Regions from separate parts of the Mus musculus genome. Here all the other regions are linked to region 1. Evidence: chromatin loops called from intact Hi-C (ENCODE). Cell type or tissue: heart. All regions are shown on one strand.

Evidence for each region. A loop is a pair of places that touch in the nucleus more often than their neighbours do. Peaks named below come from ENCODE experiments on the same cell type or tissue, not always from the same donor. Only the 100,000 strongest peaks of a DNase experiment are listed, where the experiment ranks them.
Region 2: it touches region 1 in a loop (4-fold over the local background); 4 of 42 quality-filtered maps call a loop at or near these places.
Region 3: a loop joins it to region 1, with 2.2 times the contacts of the local background. A loop is called at or near these places in 14 of 42 quality-filtered maps.

What each region holds. Positions count from the first base shown.
Region 1 is chr1:105,888,061-105,896,060 of GRCm38, forward strand. No RefSeq gene overlaps it. Among named protein-coding and RNA genes, the nearest start is that of Gm41926, 28 kb to the left of the region's middle. In heart, a CTCF peak has its summit at 3,175 (motif pointing right); a DNase peak (open chromatin) is centred at 3,181.
Region 2 is chr1:105,967,451-105,975,450 of GRCm38, forward strand. No RefSeq gene overlaps it. Among named protein-coding and RNA genes, the nearest start is that of Gm7160, 19 kb to the right of the region's middle. In heart, no CTCF peak of the experiment used is centred here; a DNase peak (open chromatin) is centred at 4,371; H3K4me3 peaks cover 826 bases; H3K27ac peaks cover 2,671 bases.
Region 3 is chr1:105,987,286-105,995,285 of GRCm38, forward strand. Zcchc2 (zinc finger, CCHC domain containing 2) reads left to right here and starts at 3,121. Exons shown (of 14, transcript NM_001122676.1): 1 at 3,121-4,422. The coding sequence starts at 3,505. It overlaps Gm7160 (predicted gene 7160), which reads right to left and starts at 2,997. Exons shown (of 3, transcript NR_151625.1): 1 at 2,887-2,997; 2 at 1,734-1,818. In heart, CTCF peaks have their summits at 4,229 and 6,088; DNase peaks (open chromatin) are centred at 3,156, 3,716, 4,276, 6,736 and 2 weaker places; H3K4me3 peaks cover 5,607 bases; H3K27ac peaks cover 4,113 bases.

The sequences.
Region 1 (8,000 bases):
ATGGAGACATGCCCCTGCTGCCCTGATTAGCTGAAGCTGCGTGTCTGGTGAGGTGACGTGGCCTGCCGTGAGTGGATGAGGGCTGAGAGTATATAAGAGTGAGAGGCCCGGGTCAGAGAGAGAGAAAGATGGAGAGAGAAAGTTGAAGCGAGAGAGATGAAGACTGAAGTTTGCTGAATAAACTGCTGTTAGAAGGACTGGTGGTCATGTCGTTCTTGCTGGTCGAGAGCGGACGAGACACATATGCATGCCCCATTATGCATAGGCATAGGAGAGTAAACAGAGGATTGTGCCTAAAGTTTACTAGAGGACGCTCCAAAAACACTTCAGGCTAGTTGGACCCTTTTATTTTTCATATCCTCATTCAATGGAAATACACTTAAGCTGAAACTTAACTGGACTGTTACTAGGGGTAAGAAAAATTATATGTAAGAGTATATGTAGCCTGGTACAGGTAGGGGCTTGAGGTTGCTGGGTGTACTGCTTGGAGGGTGTGTGTGTGCACAGTGCCTGCAGGTGAAGGAACCAGGTTGCCAAGTGCATTAACACAAGAGGAAGTGTATGTGTAGAACCAAGTTTCAATGGGGTCTCAAGCTTCAACGATCTCCTATGCCTGCCTCAAACCCAGGTACAGGTTCAGTGAGAGGCAGTGCTGCAAGAGAATATGACGCCTGCATGTACATGTTCAATACACACACTGTACATACAGAGAACATTGGATTGGTGAGAGTCACTGAGGAAATCATTAATAAATACATTTTATGAGCTTTAGAATCATATATGTGATTTGAAATCCCAACTCTGTTACTAGCAAGCTATGCAACTAGACACAAGATGCCTAGTTACCCACGTGCTGTGTAAAATGGGGATAATGATTCTATTATGCTTATTTCAGGGATTAAACGAAATAATGCATACAAGCCAGTCTGCAAAGTAGCTGCAGCATAAGTTATCAACAAGCAGCACTAGATGTTTGTGCTGCTGCTTGCAGGAAGGAGTGTGGTGTTTCCTTAAGGAGCACCAACTGTTGTGCGCTGGCTTAAGTTTTCAATAGCCAAGCACAGTGCATAAGGAGTCACAGTGCATAAGAATGCCATGTGCCTTAGAATGGGTTCTACTGAATGATCTATTGAATAGATACGTGTCAGGAAAGGAGAGTCCTGGACAACAGGTCTCAGAGAAAAGTGTATTGGTTTCTAGCAGGATCTGTGTCTGGGGAGACACAGGTTATATTATAGCAGGTCATAGCTGTTCCTTTTATGCCTGCTAAACAGAACAGAACAGGTAAAAAGCTAATGACATATAAATCTAAAGGTGTTTCCAACAAGTAGCAGGCCCAGACAGCCTTTGTGAGGACGAACGCATCTCTTTGGGGAGCTGGAGAGGTTGCTGAGTGGTTAAAAGAGCATATTGTTCTTACAGAGGACCTGAGTTTGGTTCCCAGCAACCATGTCAGGCAGCTCACAACTGGACTCTATCGACAGGGAATCTGACAGCCTCTTTTGGATCTTGTGGGCACCTGCACTCATGTGCATATTCCAACATACTGGCGTGCACATATGTATGTGATTTAAAAATAAATCAATTGTAAAGATCAGAGCAACAGAGCGAGACATTGTGCTCTCCTCTGGTGTGTGCCTGTCACTCACCGTGGTTCATGAAATGGGAATGTGAGAACATGCACCGTAGTGGGTTAGAACCTGTGGCTTGTATCTTCCTATTTCTTATGGACAGATGTATTAATCTGACCTTCAGTTCTTCTGAAGGAAATGGAGCTTTTCCATTGTACAACCAAGATGTAAGTTAAGGTGAGGTCATGCGGGAGGTCGGTGTAGCCCAATGCAATATGAGTGGTCCTAAAAGAAGAGTGGAAGGGACACATGTCATGTAAAGATGGACAGGCACAGAGGGAAGATGGTGAGGGGACACACTAAGGATGCCACACAACCTTAGGATCGCAGTGACCTGTGCACAAGCAGAGGAGTTAGAGAGAGCACCACTCACACAGCAACAAGGAGACAGACACAGAACACTCTCTCTAGAAACAGAGCAGCCACAATGGCACCTTCACCTCAGACTCTGGCTGCCTGTGTCAGGCTGCCAGCTGATACCACAGGACACAGCAGCTGTAGGCAAGTGTACTCTATTCCAAGAAGAGAAAAATTCCTACAGAGCTGAGTGGTGAATGTTGATCAGAGAGGGTTTTTGTTTTTCATTTTGTTTTGCACATGATTGTGTCATATATGTGTGTGTGTGTGGTATGTATGTGTGCTCCTGTCCACATGTGTGTGGGTGCTCGTGTGTGCGCATGCAATCATACATGGAAAGGCCAGAGGTTAACAGTCAGCTGTCTTCCTCACTACACCTTACCTATTAAGTAAGGCATGGTCTCTCATTTGAAGAGTTTGACAGCTCTGGGAGCCTAGCTAGGCAACTTGTTCTGGAGGTTGGGTCTCCAGTCTCCACCCACTACAGACTGGACTGCTACCCCAGGCAGAAATTACATGGGTGCTAAGGATCCCAAGTCACTTGAAAGGCAAGCACCTGAGCCACTGAGCCATCTCCCCAGCCTGCTGAGTTCTTGGTATCTGACATTCTAACCTTATGAAATTACAGAACTACAGCAAGTTGCCTCTTAACAGGAGGGTCTGGAGGCTGGAGGCCGTTCCTGCTGTACTGAACAGCTGTTAAAGTGGGAAACTCAGAGGTCCTGTGCAATGCTGACCTCACCAGAGTGGAGAAAGAGTGAGGATGCTCCTCTCTGATTGGATGAGAGTGTTTCTAAGACCTTCTGTGACAGGACATCTGTCTTCTACTTGCTTGAGGACATTTATGAATCTGGCAGTGCCTAATCAAACTGATAGAAACTTCCAGGCACTTCCCTTCCCAGGCAGCTAGAGTATATTCTCTCTCTCTCTCTCTCTCTCTCTCTCTCTCTCTCTCTCTCTCTCTCTCTCTCTCCTTCCCTCCCCTCCCCTCCCCCTCCCCTTTTCTCCCCTCCCCCTCTCCATCTCTTCCCCTTCTTCTTTGAAGAGTATGAGCATCAAGTTCCAGGGCTTTGAAATACCCTTGCTCATTTAGCGTGCACAGTCTTGCAGCCGGTGACCAGTATCTTCCTGATGGCAGAGGGCTCCCAAACAGCAAATCGCTTGTATGCAAGAACAGTTCCACCAGGTGGCGCCCCGTCAAAGGTTAGGCCAGGGGCCCTTGAACTTCACTCTTGCTATCTGAAAATAATCTCAACAAAATCCCAGAGCCAGTGACGCTTCTAGAGGTTGAGTTAGAAGACGTCGCTTGCCCTTCTCGTACGACCTAGTCGCCAAGGAGGCAGAACTTTCTACCGCTTTCCTCATTAAGAGCCTCATCTAGGATCAAATTCCCTCATCAGGCAACAAGTGAGAATGTTCATCCAAGCTCTTGTAGCCAAGGGATGACATAGAAGGTGGCTGTCAGTTGGGTTGGCCTGTCACTCTGGCAGGAATGGTGATCACGGGGATGCCATCACAGCACCTTATCTGATGCCACCCGAAACTGGCCAGACACAGAGAACACTCTGTGCTCATTACACCCTTGGAATACTCAGAAAGCAGCCAGCCCCCAAAAGGAGGATAGCTTTTTATATTTTTATACCATGACAGAAAAAAAGCGCATTTCCAGTTGAACCTCAAATACTCAAGACAGAAGAAGGAACCGAAGTCTGTCAAAATCTTTGTAGATGTGAACCAACTACAGGAAAGCAAGACAAGCCGCCAAGAAGCTTGGCCCGAGCCTGGGGACTGAATAGCAATGAAACAAATGTGGCTCTCCTGGCTGCTGATTCTGTGTATGTTAAAGCAGACTTGACCAAAAAGTTTGCCTTTTCTCAGTGACAAAGTTTCTTTGTACAATGGTTTGGTGAGCATCTTTTGTCATAAATTGAAAAAAAAAAAAGTTCTTTCTTTACTGTTCAGGATTAAAGCTTGTAGACTAAATATAAAGTTTCTTAGCAAAGGATAAAACACATAATCGATCTAAAATCAATAACCCTTCCTCCTCTTCTTGCTGACATTCAAAAGGGTTTGTGGGATGTTCTTAGAGATACCGACATAATTATCACACATTCTGTTCAAAATCAAAGCAAAATGCTGGTTTATGAGTGATGGAGAAGAGATCCAGGCTCTGTGCTGTTTCCCAGTGTACCTGCTAAGTGATCACAAAGATACGGTTTAAAAATGACAAAGTGTCCCACAGGGCTGCATCCTCAAACTGGCAGCGTCCTTCAGTCCTTCCAAGGCAGCTGCCGTCTCTGGTCCTTCCCAGGAACACTGTGAAACAGGACACTCTGACCTCAGGGGCCTTCGGTTTCCCTGTGTCCTATTCTCTTCTTTGCCATTGAAATCGCAGGCCCTCAGCTTCTTTTCTTTGCTTGTTGCCTTTATCAAAACTTCATCTCAGGGGGAAGAATTACCAGCAATTTTAAGATAATGGAATTCAGCACTCTCTTGCTTCCCCTCCTTCTATACTTTCACAAGTGTCTTCTTTGCTTGTTCATCACCAAGAAGGTCTTGAAAGCCTCGTGAGATGCAGGGATCTTCAGCTGCCCCTGAACTCAGTTCAAAAGACAGGCCTGCCTTGTTCTATTCCAAAGATCAGCACAGGGAATCCCATCCCTGGGTGTCCTGGGAGTCCTGGGAGTGATCCAGTCAACTCACAAATGTCACCCTGGTTAGAAACACTCAAAGCCGCACCTCCAGGAGGAGAGTCAGGGGTCACCATTTTCTGCTTTATGTCTCTTGAAGCCCAGAGTTTTGGGATAAAGACATTGTTTTCTTGACAACATGGCCATGAGAGTCATGGCAGAGAGCAACTCTCCAGGACTATGTACGCAATGACCAGCAGCACATGTGCATACACAGACTCGGCATCATACATGACCATGATAAGCCGTGATCGCTTGGGATGCGCTGGAACTCCTGTAACCTAACTCAGAAAGCCAGCGATAATCCTTTTCAGTCCAGGGTTGGAGCTTGGTAATCTGCCTGTGTTCTTGCTTCTTGCCAGGAGAAAACTCAATGATGTCCGGGAGATAATGAAACCTATCGGTCCATTCAGAACACTCACCGTGATGCTTTCTGCTTAAAATTGCAAGACGGCAGAAGCCAATGACTAAGGATGGGGAGGAAAAAGCAGACGAAAATAAAGATGCACAGATGACCCCCAATATTGGACTGATCAGGCATGAACACGAAAGTAGATTTCCAATGGAAACTTACACCCAGAAAACTATATTCTATGGTATTTTTAAATACAAAGTATAATATTAGAACAACAAAAACAAACAAACAAACAAAATCAAAAAACTAAAGGTAAGAACTTTGGAGCTATTGAGATGGTTCATTGGGTAATCATCGGGCAAAGGAGCTTGCTACCAAACTTAATGACCTGTCTTTAATCCCTGGAGCCCATGTAAAGGTGAAAGGACAGAATGGACTCCATAAAGTTGCCCTTTGACCTCCACAAGCATGCTATGGCATGTGCCCAGTGCCCTCTAACATGTCCTGAGTACACACAATAGTAAATGAATACTTTTTTTTTTTAAATTCAAAAAATGTAAGCATTCTCAACTGTAAAGTGGCAGTGGTAATGTACTTTGGGGATACGCTGGGGCTTCAGATCAGAGACTCCATCGTTCGAACACATGCCCGGAGCACAGTAGGAAGTGTTTCTCCTACTATAACCCTCACTAAATAGGGTGGTACTAATTAAGAGTTTAATGGAAAGAAATTAAAAAAGAGTAGACAAAGAAGAGCATCTGTGAAGTGAAAAGTGCTGTCAAAGTAGAGACATCAGTCGGGAAACATATTGATAAATGATAAGCACACCTGCACATATGGTGCACGCAAGCATGTCCAGCACGTGTAACTGGAGCTCCAGAAAGTCAGAAAACCAAGCACATGAGAAACTGAGTGTGATGCCAGCTGACACAGTACTGAATTAAGTCCTCAGTTTAAGGATTCTTAAAACCGTAAAGTGTCAGAGAGATACAGCACATCTAGGCAAGCATGCCCTAGTCAGGTGGGTTAGAAAGGAAACCTTGCAAGCAGCCAACTGGAAAAGATTCCTTACCTCCAAAGAAGTGACAGGAAAACTAACAGTTAACCTCCTAGCAGTGATGAAAAAATGGAGGAGCATACTTTACACACTAAGCAGCAACAACAACAACAGAGTTGATGATGTTGATGACGACGACGAAGGCAAAGACAAAGACAACAGAACGTCTATAATTCTGCATCTGGGGGAAGAATCCTTTAAAACAGAAGGAAAATACATTCCAGAAAAGCACAAGATAATTTCTCATCTGCATAGCTGTACTAAAATAAATACTTCAGATACTCTGTGAAAAAAATGAAGAAAGGCAAGAAGCAACATGTGACCTGGGGGCAGTGGGAACCAAGCAGTAAGGCGCCTGGCCCTATGTAGCTTCCACTGTCAAACAACAATAACAACAACAAGGACCCTAGCTGGTCGTTAAGCTAGCATTTAAGAGATGCTTAACACAAATACATAAACGACAGGTGCAAAGATAAATCTGCTTTGCAGCCTGGATCTCACTGTTCACTATAAGTTTTGATGTATAAGACAGTTCAAAGTAAAGATGGTATTGACAATGTCATTGAGAATAAAGAGTTGGTGTTTTAAAATCAACAAGTAAATACAGAGATGCTGGCTTTCTGGGTAGATAGCAGGGCAGGGAAGTGTGTGTGGGCAGAGCACTCTGAATCTGGAGGTTGTGGAAGAGGAGTCTGGTCTTTGGGACTGCTCCATCATTGTTTGCAGCAGCTCCATTGTCACTTTCCATCCTACTTTGCCCACATTCTCCAAGAGGCAGTTGAGAGCATCATGTTTCAGAAGCCCCTGAGGAGAGGTTTGGAGTAGTCGGGTGCTTGCTACCACATTGCCTAAGAAATGGTAGCAAGTCCCCATAAATAAATATTAGACGCTAAATGCACCGAGCTTGGCTTTAAGCTGTTTCTGAGTCTTTCCTCTTTGCTGTTGCCAAGCAGCTCTTGATGAGTTGGCCCGCTCCCACCTTTCCAACTGTGATCTCAGCTCAAGGAAAATAGTATCTGGATTCAGAACAGCCAATTGTTATATTTTTGTTTGTTTAAATTACCAGATTTTATCCTAGGCTTGTGCCAAGCACATGAGGAGAAGGGAAGCCCTGAGGTGCCAGGCACTGCTCTGCTTTGATAGCTGAAGCAGAAGCAGGCATTGCAACCAGCACGCCCATTGGCTGACATCCTTACATCCTTCTTCTGTAGCAGGCATTGCTTATAGACGTGAGCCAGGGTCCTCAAAGGCTGGAACAGCTTCTAATCCTCAATGTAACCACCTGACAGGGGCATTGTTAGAATGAACCCTGGTGCAAAACTCTGACCAGAGCACCTAGTGTGGGTCCCTAAGCACAGAGCCAAAGCCGTGAGCTAATAACTAATTCTTTAAGGCAATGCAAGGTAGGCTTTCTGAAACAAGTAACTGGTTGTCCTTAAATTCCCTTCCCATTTTACAGATGGAAACACTGAGACTTAAAGAATGAACCGCTTAAGATTGTATAGGTAGTAAATGACAAGGCTGAAATGAATGAAACTAGCCTCTTCTCATCTGAAAACCCTGCTTTCTCCATGGGTCACACAGACATCAGAGAGTAAAACGGTGAACTGTGACATTGAAAAGCAGACCTGCTTCAAGACGGACTTTTGTGTGTTGCATCTTCCACAGCAACCGACCCCTGACCCACCCTAATGTCCAGCCCACACTTGCTATACCACTGACCACCCCCCCACACACACACACACACATCCAACACACACTTTAATCTACTATGGACTGTAATAGAAGATCCACTGACTTCAACACTCTCCTTTGGATCTTAGGAAGCTTCTCTTGTGTTCCCACCGCACCACACCTTTCTTTTCAGAAGCAGGTCTGTCTCACGTTCTTCAGGCTACCCCTGGACTCCC
Region 2 (8,000 bases), 79 kb after region 1:
GCAATTGCTATTACCTTGGTGGCCTCCAAGATGTGGAAGGTTTGTCTCTACGATTGAAGACACCACGCATTGCAGACATTAGCTCCAGAGGGCACTGAACTGGAACTGACCTGGAAGCCTTCTCCCTAGGGACCAGCTTTTTTTTTTTTTTTTTTTTTTTTAACAGTACCAGAAGGCACCATGCAAGCCTCCAAAGGAAGGATGCCACCAACAGTCCCACCCAACTACAATAATGACTGGCATGGCACAATAATCTTAAGTACAGTAGTGGCACACATACCAACAGTTCTCTGGATGTAAGACCTTCTTGACAAGAAGGAAACTGAAACTAGTACTAGAAATCTTGCCAATTACCCGGGTTTAGTGAAGTCATGGATGTTGAAAGAGAACCTACTACCATTTCACTAGACCAGCATAATCCCTAAAAACAATCTAAACATTTGTCTTTATACCTTCATATAAGTGTAGTCCTTACTACTCATCAACAAAACTTCTCTTTGCAACACATGGAGACCACTACATAAAACTACAACCAATCAAAATGCAGAGTTGTGGAGCCCACTCCTAATGGATATATCTACAAACCACTCATGCACCCAAGGCTCAGGAAACATTGCCAAAGAGGGGACGGAAAGACTGTAAGATCCAGAGGATCAGGCAGTTAGCTATGAGATAGTATCTCCTAAGAATGTCAGAAGCTACACATAAAGTCTCACCAACACAACTGTCCAGATGTTAGCTGAGCAAGGATGACTACAAAAGACGTGCTAAAGTGGATGGGGAAGGCCCATGAGGTCTCAACCCTACACAAAGATATACAGGCATCCAAGGAACCATAAGAACAGGAGAAGTCGTCTGCCTCAGGGAAGAACACATCAATTGGTTATCTAGTATCAAGTGGTCCATTCTGAATATTGAAGCAATTTTATGGGGGGTATATGCCATACTCTTTCCTGTATAGCTCTCGAGTAAATAGCATAGAGACATCAACATTTATTAACAAGATGAAAACCTAAACTACACAGTTTCTGAGACTATTATAATGTGGCTAGGCTATTAATAACCAGATAAATGCCCCATTACTTGCCAACTGAGTCTTGCTCTGTTTCTTGTGTGTTCCTGATTAATCTTCTCTTGGCCACGTGCTCCTGGTCCGTCCTGCATTGATGGCAATCTCCTTTCTCTATCTCCCCTGCTTCCTCCTCATAATCCCTACTTGATCTCAAGTTCTGCCTCAAGTCCTCTCTTTCCTGCCCAGCCATAGGCTGTAGCCTTTCTATTATCCAATCAGAGATTATGAGGGAATATGCTTTACAGCACATTGGTCAATACAATGCCAATGTCCAGACTGCAACCTGATCTTGGGGCATAGAATTCAGCATCTGAATACACAGCGAACAAGACCAACTCCAACACCTGAAAACACACATAAAAATAGCATTATATAGACTAAGCAGGTTGTACTTATGTATTTAAGAGAAAGGGAGAGGATGAGAGACAGAGAGAGAGAGAGAGAGAGAGATAGAGAGAGAGAGAGAGAGAGAGAGAGAGAGAGAACAATGAAAAATCATGAATTTGGATGGGAGCAAGGAGTGGTATATGGGATGGCTTGTGGAGAGGAAAGGGAAGAGGAAACTAGTGCAATTATATTATAATTTCAAAAATATAGGAAATATTTTTAAGGCCACAGTAAGACACTTCATATCCACTATGATGGTTGCTGTTAAATGGGAAATGACAACTGTTGTCAAAGGCATGGAGAAAAGGAGCCCTGTGAAAATGGCTGGTGTGCATGGAAAAATGATGCAGTCACTATGAGAAGCCACTTAGGAGATTCTCAAAAAGGTCAACATAGGATTCCAATAGAGCCAGTTCCCCAGAAATACACCCTAAAATAACTGAAATAGATGCTTTTGTTCTTTTATACAAATGTTCACAGTAGCACTACTGATAATAACCAAAGGGTAGAAGAACTCATACAAGGTAAATGAATAAACCAAACGTGGACTATTGCAGTCAATTACTAGGTTGATGATGGTTTGATAAAACACTTTGTGTGTATACATGTTCATGTAGGTGTATATACACATGAGCGATGTGTACATGTGCATGCATGTGTGTGTGTGTGTGTGTGTGTGTGCATGCGTGAGTGTGTGTGTGCAGCCCAGACATCAGTGTTGGGTGTCTTCCTCAATTGCTCTTTACCTCATTTTTTGAGACAAGCTCTCAGTGAAAATGGAGTTTGCTGATTTGGTTAGACTGGCTGGTCAGCAAGCCCAGGGAACCTTCTGTCTCCCTCTGCTTCCCCAGGGCTAGGGTTAAATATGTCCTTCCATGACTGGGTTTTTATATAGGGTCAGGGGGACTGAATTGAGAACTTCATGCCTATCTGGCAATCACTTTACTGGACAATCACACTAGGATTTTTGCCCCTAGTGTGAAAGCCATATACATTTATTGAAAGCCTCCTGTAAACTTGGGGTTTTCTTCTTTTTCTGACACTTTTATTCAGGGAGATCTTCTGTTAAGTTTCTGGGCAGTGGTAATATGTCACAGCTCCCAGTCAGTCCCATGGTCACTCATGATAACAGCACATGGCTCATGGCACACTGTGTAGCTAAGCTACGAAGTTGTGTGTAACACAAAATTCACTTGCAGTTCACAAACTTCTCACCTTATAATGGACTTATTGGGACATAGCCCAACTAAATCTGAGAAGTATACGTGTACAACATTGAAAGATAATGGAACTCCAAGGTTTCAGAGTCCCATGTAACACTTGAAACATGAGTGAACCTCAAAAACATGTTACGTGAAAGAAGCCAGGCTTAAGATGGCACCGCATGTAGGATTCTATTTATACAGTCCAACAAGGATATATGAACCCTTGAAAGCAAAAAAAGCAATTTGTGGTTGGCAGGAGCCTAGGGTGGGTGGGGTAGAGCTTGTATTGAATCTGTACATTGATTTTGGTAGATTCACCATTGTCATAATAGACTCAGACAACCCATAAGTATGAAGGAAGCTCCATTTTCTAGTGTCTTGCTCAATCTCTTTGTTTAGAGTCTTAACGTTTTCATTGCAGACATCTTTTACTTCGTTGGTTTAACTGATTCCTACTTAATTTTCTTTGGGGCTATTGTAAATGGAAATGTTTCCATGATCTCTTTCGGAGAATTTTGGTGTATATAGAAAAGCTACTGATCTTTATAAATTAGTTTAGAAGACCCAAACACGATACACATAGCTACAGCTGTATGTGTATTTGAAAGAGATGACAAAAATATGCACTGGAAAAAAGGCATGATCTTCGACAAATTGTGCTGAGAAAACTGAATGCTCATATGTAGAAAAATGAAATAATAGCCGTATCTATCACCCTGACCAAAAATTGTCTTAAAATGGGTCAAAGAACTCATGTAACACCTAAAAAACTGGAACTGCTAAAAGAAAATATAGGCATAACATAGGTGGGAAGGAGCTTCGGTCGAGGAAGCCTTTTGCCAAGGAACTAAGACCAACAATTGACAAGTGGGTCCTCATACAACTAAAGCCTTCTGTACTACCAAGGAAACCATCAGTCAAGTAAAGAGTAACCCACAGGCTGAGGGAGAATCTTTGCCAGATATATATCTATGTATGTGTGTGTATATATTTATATATCTATACATACACATATATGTATGATTAATAGTCAGAATATAAAAAGAACTCAAAAACAAATGAACAAACAAAAAACCCAAAGAACCGAGAAGACAAAGGACCCAATTTAAAACTGGGCTCTGCAAACACTGAGCAAAGATTGAAACCTTGGAACACCGAGCTCTAAATGGGAGGTCTCCTGCAAATCCCTCACCTCCAGATCTCAGTAAAGCCCACTGCAGGAGGAGGCAGAAAGAGTGTAAGAGCCAAACGGGCTGGAGGACACCAGGAAAACAAAGCTCTACAAATCAGTGGTTCTCAACCTTCCTAATGCTGCGACCCTCACATTGTGGTGACCCCCAACCATAAAATTATTTTTCACTGCCATGTCTTAACTAATTTGGCTGCTGTCATGAATCACAGTGTAAATGTCTGTGTTTCCTGGTGGTCTTAGGTGACTCCTGTGGGTCAGAACCCACAGGTTGAGAATGGCTGATCTAGAATCTTCCTTAACAGACTGATGTCTTGTGTGCCCTGCTCCCGTGCCCTGTGCAACTCATCTTGTTTCCTGATCCCCATCCCGGAATTGCTGCTTATGCTCTATTAACTTGCACTGTTCTCCTAGAGGCCCCTGCTGAGCAGGGCAGATGATTTGCCCCAACCTTCCCCTGTCATGATCCTCTCTTGCTGCCCCCACGGATTCAGTTTTCATGCCCTCCCCAACTCCAAACGCTGGTGGTTGGACAGGAACTAAAGCCTTCCCAGTGCAAGACGCCTCGGTGCCCTGTGCTTCGTCAGGCTGACACAGGATGTTATCTCTCCTTTTTCAGAAGAGTAACACGGTCAGACAGCTGGCTCATTTCCAGTACACTTTATTACTTGGGGAACTTTGCCTTTCTGATAATGCTGGTTCTTAAACTCCTACCTGGATGGGGATTTTGTTTTCATTGTGCTGTTGGCTGAGTTTCGGTTTCCTTTCCGGTCCTTATTAGTTAAGTTTCAGTTCTGTTTCTCAGTGTAGTCCCTTTCCCTTTCCTCATATGATGTTATTGTTCTTCTCTGCTTTTTAACCTGATTAAAATAAACCAGTTATTGCAAGGCAGATGTTCCCTAGCAGGAGCTTTCAAAATATTGAGAGCTCAGTACCTTGTCTATCCACTTTAGATCAAGGAAAAGCCATTTACTTTATTAGATTAGGTACCGGTTTGTGAACACACTGGCTTGCTCCTGGGAAATCCTACAGAGTGAGCGGATCACCAAGGATTCCCAACTCGCTAGTGAATTTAAGGGACCTACACAAAGTGCTGAGAACTCTCTGGGCTGAGGAACATTCTGGTCACAAGATGGAGAAGGGTCTATAATCTCATTTTTTTTTCTCTTGGCAAACAGTTACTTGATGCTCTGTAGAAATCCAAGCTCCACACGGTCCCCAATGGAGGAGTTAGAGAAAGGACTGAAGGAGCCACCAACCAATGAGTACAGATGGAGGGACCCATGGCTCCAACTGCATATGGAGGGACCCATGGCTCCAGCTGCATATGGAGGGACCCATATCCAGCAGAGCATGGCCTTGTCATGAATCAATGGGAGGAGTCCTTGGTCCTGTGAAGGCTTGATGCCCCAGTGCAGGGGAATTCGAGGGTGGGGAGGCAGGAGTGGGTGGGTGGGTGGGTGGGTGGAGGAGCACTCTCATAGAAGCAGGGGGAGGGGGATAAGAGAGGGGGTTTGGGGGGCTGGGAAGTGGGATAACATTTGAAATGTAAATAAAGAAAATAAATAAATATTTAAAACAAAACAAACCAACCAAAAAACCCAACAAATTCAGGCTCTATTTTTCAAGTTACATGCCATTCTCTTATAGTGGATGTATTTGCTCAAAGGTTATCTTGGAACATTAATTCATTTGAAGATTTTTCTTTTCCTTTTTGCTGATTTAGGATTATTTCCTCACGGTGCAATCACGGTTACAAAACTTACCAAAATCTTTTAAATGCTGGCTTTAATTTTTTTTAAGATGCTGTGTGCACCACGGTGTATATGTGGAGATCAGAGGGTAACTCGGGGGAGTTGGTTCTCTCCTCCTCCATGCTGGTCCCAGGGCTTGGACATTGGGTTTGACAGAAGCTGCCTTTAGCTCCCGAGCCACCTTCCCATCGTCCTGAGGACACTTTCATATACAATGACATTATATTCTGCCTCGCCCTTCCCTCCATAATCTGTATCTCCCCACACACATCTCAGTTTTAGGTAACTCTTGTTACCTATTGTCATTACTTTACATGAGGGACCCAGTAGTGTACGACCTAAAATGGCCATTCGACGTTAATGTCCCTGGCAAAATCAGTCTTTTTTTTTTTTTTTTTTTTTTTTTTTTTTTTTGTCCAAAAGAAGTATTTTGTTAAAGGTAATTTGCACATTTAATTTGTTCAAAGAAATTTCACACGTGGCCATCTCTGAATTTAAGAAACCAAGCTTTACTCAGTATGTCTTCTTAACACAGAGGCACAATGGGAGTAAAAGTAGATAGCTTGGAAGAGATGAGATTTATACACAATCAAGAGGAAGCAGAGTTGCTGAACTGGGTGGCAAATGTTGCTGTAGCTCAGAAAAAGAAGTGCTCCGTAGACTGGCATAGGAGACATAGGTGATTTCCTTCTGGAGATAGCAGGACCCAACATCACAGAGTGTCAGGACTCTGCTAGGGCTAATGGGAGGACGGAGATCTTCTATGCCAGGAGGGGAGCTTTCACAAAGCCACGGGAGCAGAGAAGCTAAGATTTGCAAGTGACTACGGGTACACCAAATTCAGATGTTCCATTTCCTGAACTCAAAGGAGTCAGCCTCATATATCTGCAATGTAAATTCCACATAGTTTTAAAATTACAAGACCCTAACAACTATTCAGCTAAGTGTCTCCCACATCATCCATGTTGCAGAAGGAAGAGAATGTGAATGAAGGGTTAAAAGTCTCATGTCTATGTCCGGTGCTTTCCTGGTGCTATGTTTAGACAGAAGACAGATAGATACACTTTTGACCCCAGCTCTGTGCTGCAGAAAGACAGGAGGATAGGTGAGGTTTACTGACTGCCAACCTAGCTACAGGCCCAGGGAGAGAGCATGTCAAGAGAGTAGACAGGAAGTGACAGAGCAGGACACCTGATATCCTACTCTGGCCTCCACACAGTCAAAGGCTGGTACAGCTGCATACACATGTGTACCAACAGCCCTGGCCTTCTGTCTGTTTCTCTGTCTCTCTCTGTCCCTCTCTGTCTCTGTTTCTCCATCTCTGTATGCCGGTCTCTGTCTCTCTGACACACTCTCTCTCTCTCTCTCTCTCTCTCTCTCTCTCTCTCTCTCACACACACACACACACACACACACACACACACCAAAAGACAAAGAAAACTCTTTACAAAAGAAAAAACAATGGTCCTTGAACAAGAGTGCCAATAATGAAGGATTACACAGATTTGAAAAGGTATCTAACTTTTGAGTAGCTTCAAAGGTTAGTCCCATGCCTGTACTCCGCCGTTTTGTGTAGAATCATAAAATAATATAACTAAAAATTGGAACTACTGTCACTTGCCTATTTAAGGAAAATTTGTGAATGTACAGGATCACATCCAGTCACCTTTCCCTTGAACTGTCTTTTACTTCACATAAGTCACCCTGCGACATTTATTGAGGAGTCAATAAGCAAGGGTATGAATACACCACCAAGTATCACAGTTTATCTACAAATGCAGGAAAGCAATCAGTACAGACAACTTGGATATAACTTCTGCAACCTAACCAGAGTGGGCACTCAGGACATATTTTCTAGCATTTGGGAGGCTGAGGCACATTCAAGGCCAGCCTGGGCTACAGAAGGAGATCCTGTTTCAAAGTTTTCCATCTATGTAAATTATACCAATTTTACATAAATTAAGGAAAAAGAAACTGACGGTTCCCAGGTGGAGTGTCCATTGTGGAGAGCCTGCATGAGGAGTGAGTCCGAGCATGTCTGCAAGGAGGGTTCATGTTTAGAACAGAGATGAGCCAAGAACTATCCTAGACAATGAATAAAACAAGAGCTTGGAGCGCCTATTCTTGGCAAGTTAGATAAACACGTTCTCTAGTTGCTAAAAATTAAGTTTCCAAAATAGATAAATGTGGTAGAGCCACATAGCATAAAATAGCATTTCCATCGCATAATATTAACACATATACATATATAACATAAAATTAGCAGTATACCTCACCAAGAGATAATGTTAGGGCAAAAGAAAAAAAATATTCCAAAAGATAACATAGAAACTATTATCTAGTCTCTAAAAAAGTAAAACAATGCACTTTAAACAGATACCCAACCTAAAAAC
Region 3 (8,000 bases), 99 kb after region 1:
TAGATCCCCTGGAGCTAGAGTCAGTCACAGGCAGTGACAGCTTCCTGATGTGGGTTATAGGAAGCCAACTGCTGAATCCAGATCCTCGGCAAGAGCAGCACATACTCCTAACTGATAAACCATCTCTCCAGACCCTAAACACATTTTTTTTTTTTGATAGAGGGGATAATGTTAAGTATATCAGTCTATTCTGAATTACTTAAGTATTTGGGGTTTAGGTAAAAATTACTTTCTGTAATCTAATTGCAAAAGGTAGGATTTAAAAGTCCTTTCTATCATTATTAGCATCAAATCCAAAGTGCAACCTTCCCTTGAAACCAGTTTTCTTTTTGCAGAGAAATACACATTTGGATGTTAAGAATAATAGCATCTTTCATGTTTTACTAAATGTTTATCAAGAGCATATGAAGACAAGACACAATAGTACCTTGAGCTAACTCTATTAGCCGGGGTTCCCCAGAGGAACAGAACCAAATGAATATCTTACAAGAAAAGTTATTAGATTGGCTTATACCGTATGGGATAGGTAGTTCAACAACAGTTGTCTACATGCTAGAGAGGCTGAGAACCTAGTAGCTTCTCAGTCCACAGAGCTAAAAATGTCTCCATGGTCCAGCTGCTGATCTCCAGTAATTAGAAGGGTAAAACTGGACTAAGGCATCAGGAAAGGAGGCAGTGGAAGAAAGGGGTCGGGGCAAGGCAGGCAGGTAAGAACAGCAGCTTTCCCTCCGATCACTTCTAATCTGGCCTCCTTGCTGGCAGATGCTGCCCTCCCTAGAGGGGTACCATCATAACATAAAGGAGGGTCTTCCCCCTCCATCAGTTCTTGTAAGAATTATTCTCACAACTGGCCCAGAAGCAAGTCTCTGACAAACAAGTTTAGCCATCACAATCCCAGTATGAAAAATTTGGATACAAACCCCACACTCGACACTCCTATAGCCCATGTGATTTGATTACACATGGAACATAAAATTTAGAGCATGTTTTTGCAACGAGGCAGATCATATTTCTGAAGAGTCATCAGAATCATGAGGGTAGTTCTCCAGAGTTAAACACTCCCATGTTGCCCTGGGCTCTCTCCCTTGAGAGTGAGCGCTGCAGCAGCCATCCTTCACCCTTGCTCCCTGTGTTCTGTCACTAATCACAGGGTGGAAAAAACCACTTAGACATGTGTGTGTGTGTGTGTGTGTGTGATTTGCAGAGTAGAGAGAGGGCCCTGAAACAACACCCTGTGGGGACAAACCATGAAGCTGGTGGAGGATAACCTGAATTAAGGTATAGTACATGTTATTTATAAGTGTTACTATCAACTGTGTTTTCTAATGCTAGCCAAGCTAGAGAGACAAAAATCATTATTAACAGTTGCAAATTTAATTCTGATGAAAATGTGGACTGGGTGCTGTGAGTCTAGATTAAATAACTGATGCAATAGAAAATTAAAGATTAAAAATCCATAGTCGGGATCACATATAAAAATCAATTTGGAAGTAGAGTATTTGCTCATTACATAAGGCATGGAAGTAAAGTTGGGAATGTGGTAGGGGAGGGGACGGGGGGGGGGGCTCCTCACTATTCTGCTTAAAACATTTCATCCTAAGCTTCAGAAATGTGCCTAAGTGATCAGGCAGGAACAGTAGACTCGAGGATAGTAGCTGAGGCTTACTTCGTTTAAGCTATACCCAAGAAGCACACGAAAGAGAAAACTACATGTCAGAATAGCTTTCACTTACTTTTATCAATATAAAATGTGCTGAGTAATTCTCCATCTCTCGGTTTTATCACGGAAGCTGATTTAGGGTTCAATTCAGTCTTATCCTAAATGATAAAGCCGCAGAGTTTGTGAGATAAAGGCGATTCTATACACTCTGTAGATGTCCCAACACTCTCAACGAGGGTTAGTGTGGCTTTTAATTTTCTCACGCTCCTACTTTGGTTATGTGGTATAAGTTCTTTATTTAAAACTGTCGGAAATTTTAAAAAGCAAACACACAAAGAAACTACTATTATGGACCCTCAAATAATAATAATAATAATAATAATAATAATAATAATAATAATCCTGTTTCCCCCGCCCCTGGGCACAAGATTTATATTTATTTACAATCATGGACTGACAAACAGCATGCCAAGAACTCTTGACCGGCAGTCAGGCTCCAGCACAAATGAGACAGGATGGTCCTGATGGCTCTGAGAGCAATCATGGCCCCTTGGGTTGGTTTGGTTTTTAAATTGATTTTTATGGTTGGGCTATACATATCACTGAAAGAGTCATAGGGAGGGCGGTGTCTACAAAACTTAAAAATGTAATATCGCTTAAAAACTTAAAACCCTGACAAGACAGTAACTTATTAAATTGTTTAAAAGAGTTACAGGAAATTCACACCAGCTCAAGAATTCCAAATGTTCACGGATAGGAACTAAAACGTAGGCAATAAGTGATTGCGCAAACCATAGATTTGGGGCAGGAGGGCGTCCTTAAACTTAACCTTGCAAGCCAGATGCAACCATTAGGCCAAGCACCCCCAGCAACAGGGTCCCCTCAGCCGGATACCCGGCCCAAAGCAGCACCTTGCAGCCAGCCTGAGCAAGGGCGCTCGCCGCCCAAAACCACTCTACATCCCGACCTAACTCCTGGATCTTCGTCCCAGCGTTCACACCAACGGTCCAGGTGAAGTTTTAGAATATGGTAATCTCCCGTGGCTGACTTTGGCGGAGTTCACGAGGCGGCAGGGGCTGGGAACCCACTTGGCGTGATCCAGGGCGGTGGCTGACGCGAAGATGGTCTGCAGCCACGGCACGGTCAGATCTCTCAAGAAAAACTAAGTCGATGTCCCTCCTCCCACGCGAACCTCGCCCACTTCTGCCGCTCCGGGCCAAGCTCACCTCGCCGTGGTCCGAAAGTCCCAAACCCACGTCCTCAGTCTGCTGGAACCCATCAAGCATTAGGACCGCGCGGGATGTGCCAGAGCCTTGCAGCATAGCAGGAGGTGGGCGTGGCTTCTCAGAGAGGGCGGCTCCCGGCGGGGAGGGGGGGGCAAACGAGAAGCTCGCGTCACGCCAGATCTAAACGTTGATTGGCTGGAGTGCGGTGCGCGGAGCCCGCCAGCGTCTCCGCCCAGCCCCGCTGCTCCTCCTCCTCCTCGCCAAGCCGCTCTGCCAGCGCCGGCTCGAGAGGGAACGGCTCAGGCCGTCACCGCCAGCCCCGTGCGGACGCGGAAAGGCGGAAGGAGGACGCGCTCGTCGACTTGCTCCTCCCGCACCGGACTCCCCAGCGGGCACAGAGCCCAGGGGAGGAGCCGTCGCGGTCACGCCCCGCCTCCCGCCGGGACGAAGCTGCCGGCCGGCCACCGCCCCCCGTCCCCGGTCGGCGAGACCCGCCCCCGGCCCGCCCCGGCGGCATGGAGGGGCAACGTTCTTGACGGCCGTGCCGCCGCCCGGGCGCTCGGCTCCTCCCGCCGCCCCCGCTCCCTCGCTCGCATGTCCGCACCGCCTTAGCTGAGGATGCTGAGGATGAAGCTGCCACCGAAGTCGACGCACCCCAGCGAGCCGCCGCCCGACGCGGAGGAGCCCGAGGCGGACGCGCGGCCGGGCGCAAAGGCTCCGCTGCGCCGCCGCCGCGACTGCCGCCCGCCGCCGCCGCCCACGGGCCTGCCGCGGGGACCCCCGCCGCCGCCGTCGCCGCCCCGGGGGCTCGAGCCGCCTGTTGCTAGCGGGCCGACGGCGGGCGCGGGCATGCCGGGCGGCGGCGGGCACGCGGCGGCGCTGCGCGAACAGGAGCGGGTGTATGAGTGGTTCGGGCTGGTGCTGGGCTCGGCGCAGCGCCTTGAGTTCATGTGCGGGCTGCTGGACCTGTGCAACCCGCTGGAGCTGCGCTTTCTCGGCTCGTGCCTGGAGGACTTGGCGCGCAAGGACTACCACTACCTGCGCGACTCGGAGGCGAAGGCCAACGGCCTCTCGGACCCAGGGTCGCTGGCCGATTTCCGAGAGCCCGCCGTGCGCTCGCGCCTCATCGTATACCTAGCGCTGCTGGGCTCGGAGAACAGAGAGGCCGCTGGCCGCCTGCACCGCCTCCTGCCCCAGGTGGACGCGGTGCTCAGAAGCCTGCGCGCGACTCGAGCCGAGGGCTCGCGGGGCAGCGTGGAGGACGAGCCGAGTGGCGATGGCGAGCAGGACGCGGAGAAGGACGGCCCCGGCCCGGAAGGCAGTGGCTGCGCCAAGCTCGGGACTGGAGGCGGGCTCGGCTTCAGGGCCCAAGAGGAACTGCTGCTGCTGTTCACCATGGCTTCGCTGCACCCGGCTTTCTCCTTCCACCAGCGGGTCACCCTGAGGGAGCACCTGGAGAGGCTCCGCAGCGCACTCCGGGTGGAGCCGGAGGACGCGGAGGTGGAGCCCAGCAACTTTGCGGGCTCCAGGGCCCAGGTAAGGTGCGAAGAAGTGCAGTCGCAGCTCCGGCCTCCGCCTCGGCGGGCCTCAGAATCCAGCTCTGACCCCAGCCTCATGCAGGTGTCTCGGAATAACCACTCCGCGGCTCTCAGCCATGGGTAGTCATCGTCATTTTCTTGGGTGGCTCATTTCCAGTCACCCACATGCACATTGAGCCACCCGCCATAACAGAATGCTCTAGAATTCTCTTCTGATGTGCACGAGTTATCACGGAAGACTGGAGCTCCCTGACCCTAGACCTCAGAATTAGGAGGCTCGTGGGACATTTTGGGCTCGAGTATTTGGGTGCTAGGTGCAAGGGGAAAAGCCAAGCGCTTGGGGCTGTCAACCACCGTCCGTTTAGCCCTGGGTGGGCTGTTTCCTAGTCTCAGCCTGTTTAAAAACCGCCTTACCCCTTGGCACTGCCAGGTTACTGTGGCATAAGGAACTTTTTATACTTAGTGTGTGCTAATTAAGGTTTTGAATAGGTCTTTTGGCTTTTAGTCGGAGAACTTTGTATTCACTGGGAGTGTGTGTGTGTGTTCCGGTGGGTATTCTGTGGAGACCTATGAATTGGCTGACCTAAGTACAAAAATCGGTCATCTAGGTAAAGACTTGGGATGGCCTGGCTAAACCTTTAACAGACTACCAAACAAGCTTTCCTAAGGGGCTTGATTTCTACTTCAGATTTGGGGTCTGGTGATCTCTTAGGTCTTTAGGCATTAACGTTGTCTGAAAGAGTTATTAAAACACATTTAGTACATAGGAATCCACTTATCGAAAACTTTAAAGAATTTTTACAGTCTTGAAAGTAATTTAATTAGGCCCAATAAACCACTTAAGAATGGCGATTTAATGGGGATATGTTTCAACTGCAGTAAAAACTGTAGATTAAGACCTTATTTTTGTGGATCAGATCTGATTTGGACGCCATGCTTTTCCACTTTAAGGGGGGGAGGTGTTCCCTCCCTCCGCGCTTGAAAGTTAACATGTATCAGCAGTCATTCAATATGGTAGAACTAAAATTGAGCATTATGTTTCACTAATGATTGTATAGACTCATTACCAAAGAACCCTGGGCATTTAGGATAGGTCTCAAAGGGCCTGCCTTAGAGATAATGTAGGCTGAGTACTTCTTTCTTTTTTTTTCCCCGTGAGGCATTTGTGAAATCACAATTTCATGTTTTATCTTATAAATCTTAACAAAATCCAGATGTAATAAGACTAATACCTTGCGTTTTCTTGATGAGTGTAAAATCATACCATCTTCTAGTGTCTCTACTACCAGCACACACGTTTGTGTAAATGATAATAAAAGCTTAATTCACCCTTCAGCCTACTCACTAAATCTACCTGAAAAGCAACACCACAGAGCTGTTAAATTTAGAGAAGAGAGCAGGTTGGGGACATGTTTTCTTATGACAATATAAGATAACCTTGAATTTGGTCTGATGAAAGTGTCCCACAACAGAACAGTTTACATCATTCCATTCATAGTATACTAACACAGGTACAGCACTAATTGCAGAGTTTTAACTGTGAGGATCTCCTTTCCCTTAATGTTGCTTTGAATGTGGTACTGTAAAGCAGACGGAGAGGGTAGATACGTGCTAATCAGAGTAATGAGATTTTTATTGTGACTGCAGTGCATGGCCTTTTCTGGCCACCAGTGAGTGCTGGGAGGAGTGGACAAAGGGGATTGGGCATCCTGCCACTAATTTCAGCACATCATCACTTCTCAGGAAGTGGGAGTAGGGAATAAATGCTACAGGGATTAACATGCTAAGACAGCGCGCTAGACACTGGGGCTATTGCTTAGCGCGTATTTCCCAGGTAGTTGTTTATCTCCCGTAGTTGTTTAGGGTTGATGAACAAACCATTTCTTTCTGATGAAACAACTTAGATCTCACCTATTGGAGGTGTGTGTGTGTGTGTGTGGGGGGGGTATTGTGGGTCCCCAAGTCCACCAGCTGACGCTGTTTTGGACTTGATGTTTGAGCGAATCTTGTTGCTCACAGGCTGTCATTCTTGAGGCTGCTGGTGCAGGTGGGCTTTTTAAAGTGCGGATTCCCGCGGTCCAGCCCAGCTGTTGCTCGGCCCTCGGTGACCTAAGCGCACAGAAGTTAGGGCGCGGGCGGGATTCTGCAGGGAGGGGGCTGGAGCGCATGCCGGCCGCTCTTGGAGGCGCGGGGTCCTCCGGAGGACGCTGGGGTCGCGCGTGGTCGCGGCCCGCAGACAGCCGCAAGTCGGGGTTGCCCCTCCTCCGCCCGGCAAGATGGCGGCCGCGCAGCCCACGTGACCAGTGCCGTTCAGCCCTGGCCCCGCCCGGGCCCCAGCCTGGCTGAAGGGCTGGTAGTGGAGGTGGAGAAGCACGTGGGCCCAAGGCTGGTGGCGACTTAGACCTGATAAAGGAGAAATTCATGGGGCTGCATTTTAACTTGCCCTGGAAGTAACTTTGGCTGCAGCTCTGCAGCTTCTCATTGCTTAGGAATCATATTTGTCTTTATTAGTGTTTATGACCAAGGGAAGCATATCCGAACTCAATTTTTTGTTAAGGTATACTGGTTCAGAATACCGTACCTAGCTTTAGAATTGTACCTAATAACTATAAAGTGGGTTTCTGGGTTTCTTTAATTTTTTTAAACTAATGACATTTATGGATAAAACTTGAATGACAGCTTTATATTCTGTGCCCTGAGGGTGAAGTTCAGCACACAATGTCTTAACCATGGACAGTGTGAGTTGGTGCTTATTAGTCCACATCAGAGAAACAGGAATAAACAAATGTGGTTTTACTCTTAGAAGTGACAGTTCATAGCTTTTAAAATGGGGTTTGGATGATTCTGTACATTATATAAAAACTTGAGTATTGGGCCTCCTTTTAGGAGACTTGACATAAATCTTACTTTCTTCCCAGCTGCAATAAACCATTATGCTTGTATATATAGCTCCACAAATAGGCCCAAGGAACAGTAGTGGGAGTACTCATTAATGTATCTTAGGATGTGTGTAATTCTTTGTAGAGTTCTCATATGTGAAAATAGCTGCAAACACCAAATGTTAAACACAGTTCTCTTCCTGTTATTAATAAGATAAGCCATAAAGACTTAGGAACAAAAACCCCCTGTGGCTTTAGGAACTAGCTTTATTCCTGTGTTTGAATGATTTATAGGCACTGACACTATTCATGGGTATTCGCTTTTAGAAGGTTTTCCCTTAACTATCGATGCAGAGTTATGAGAAACAAACCACATTGGTTATCTTGGTAGTCTACAGTGGTTGGTATTGTGTGGTTGCTCTTTTGGTTGTTCTTAATGCTTGAAGCTTGGTTGTTTGACCTGACAAATAGTATTAACATTTGAATAAAAGATCCTGTGTCTTAGTGTCACTTAAACTCATAAGCCATACTTGAACGCATCAAAATTAAGTGGCCACAAGTCCTTTCTTTACCTACTAAAATTAGTAAATTTAGTAGGGGGGAAAACCTTGTGAAATTGTCCCCTTTTCTGTAAATGTGCAGATTGGTTGTATTGTTCTTGACTGACCTATTATTTCTACTCAGTTTGCAGTACAGA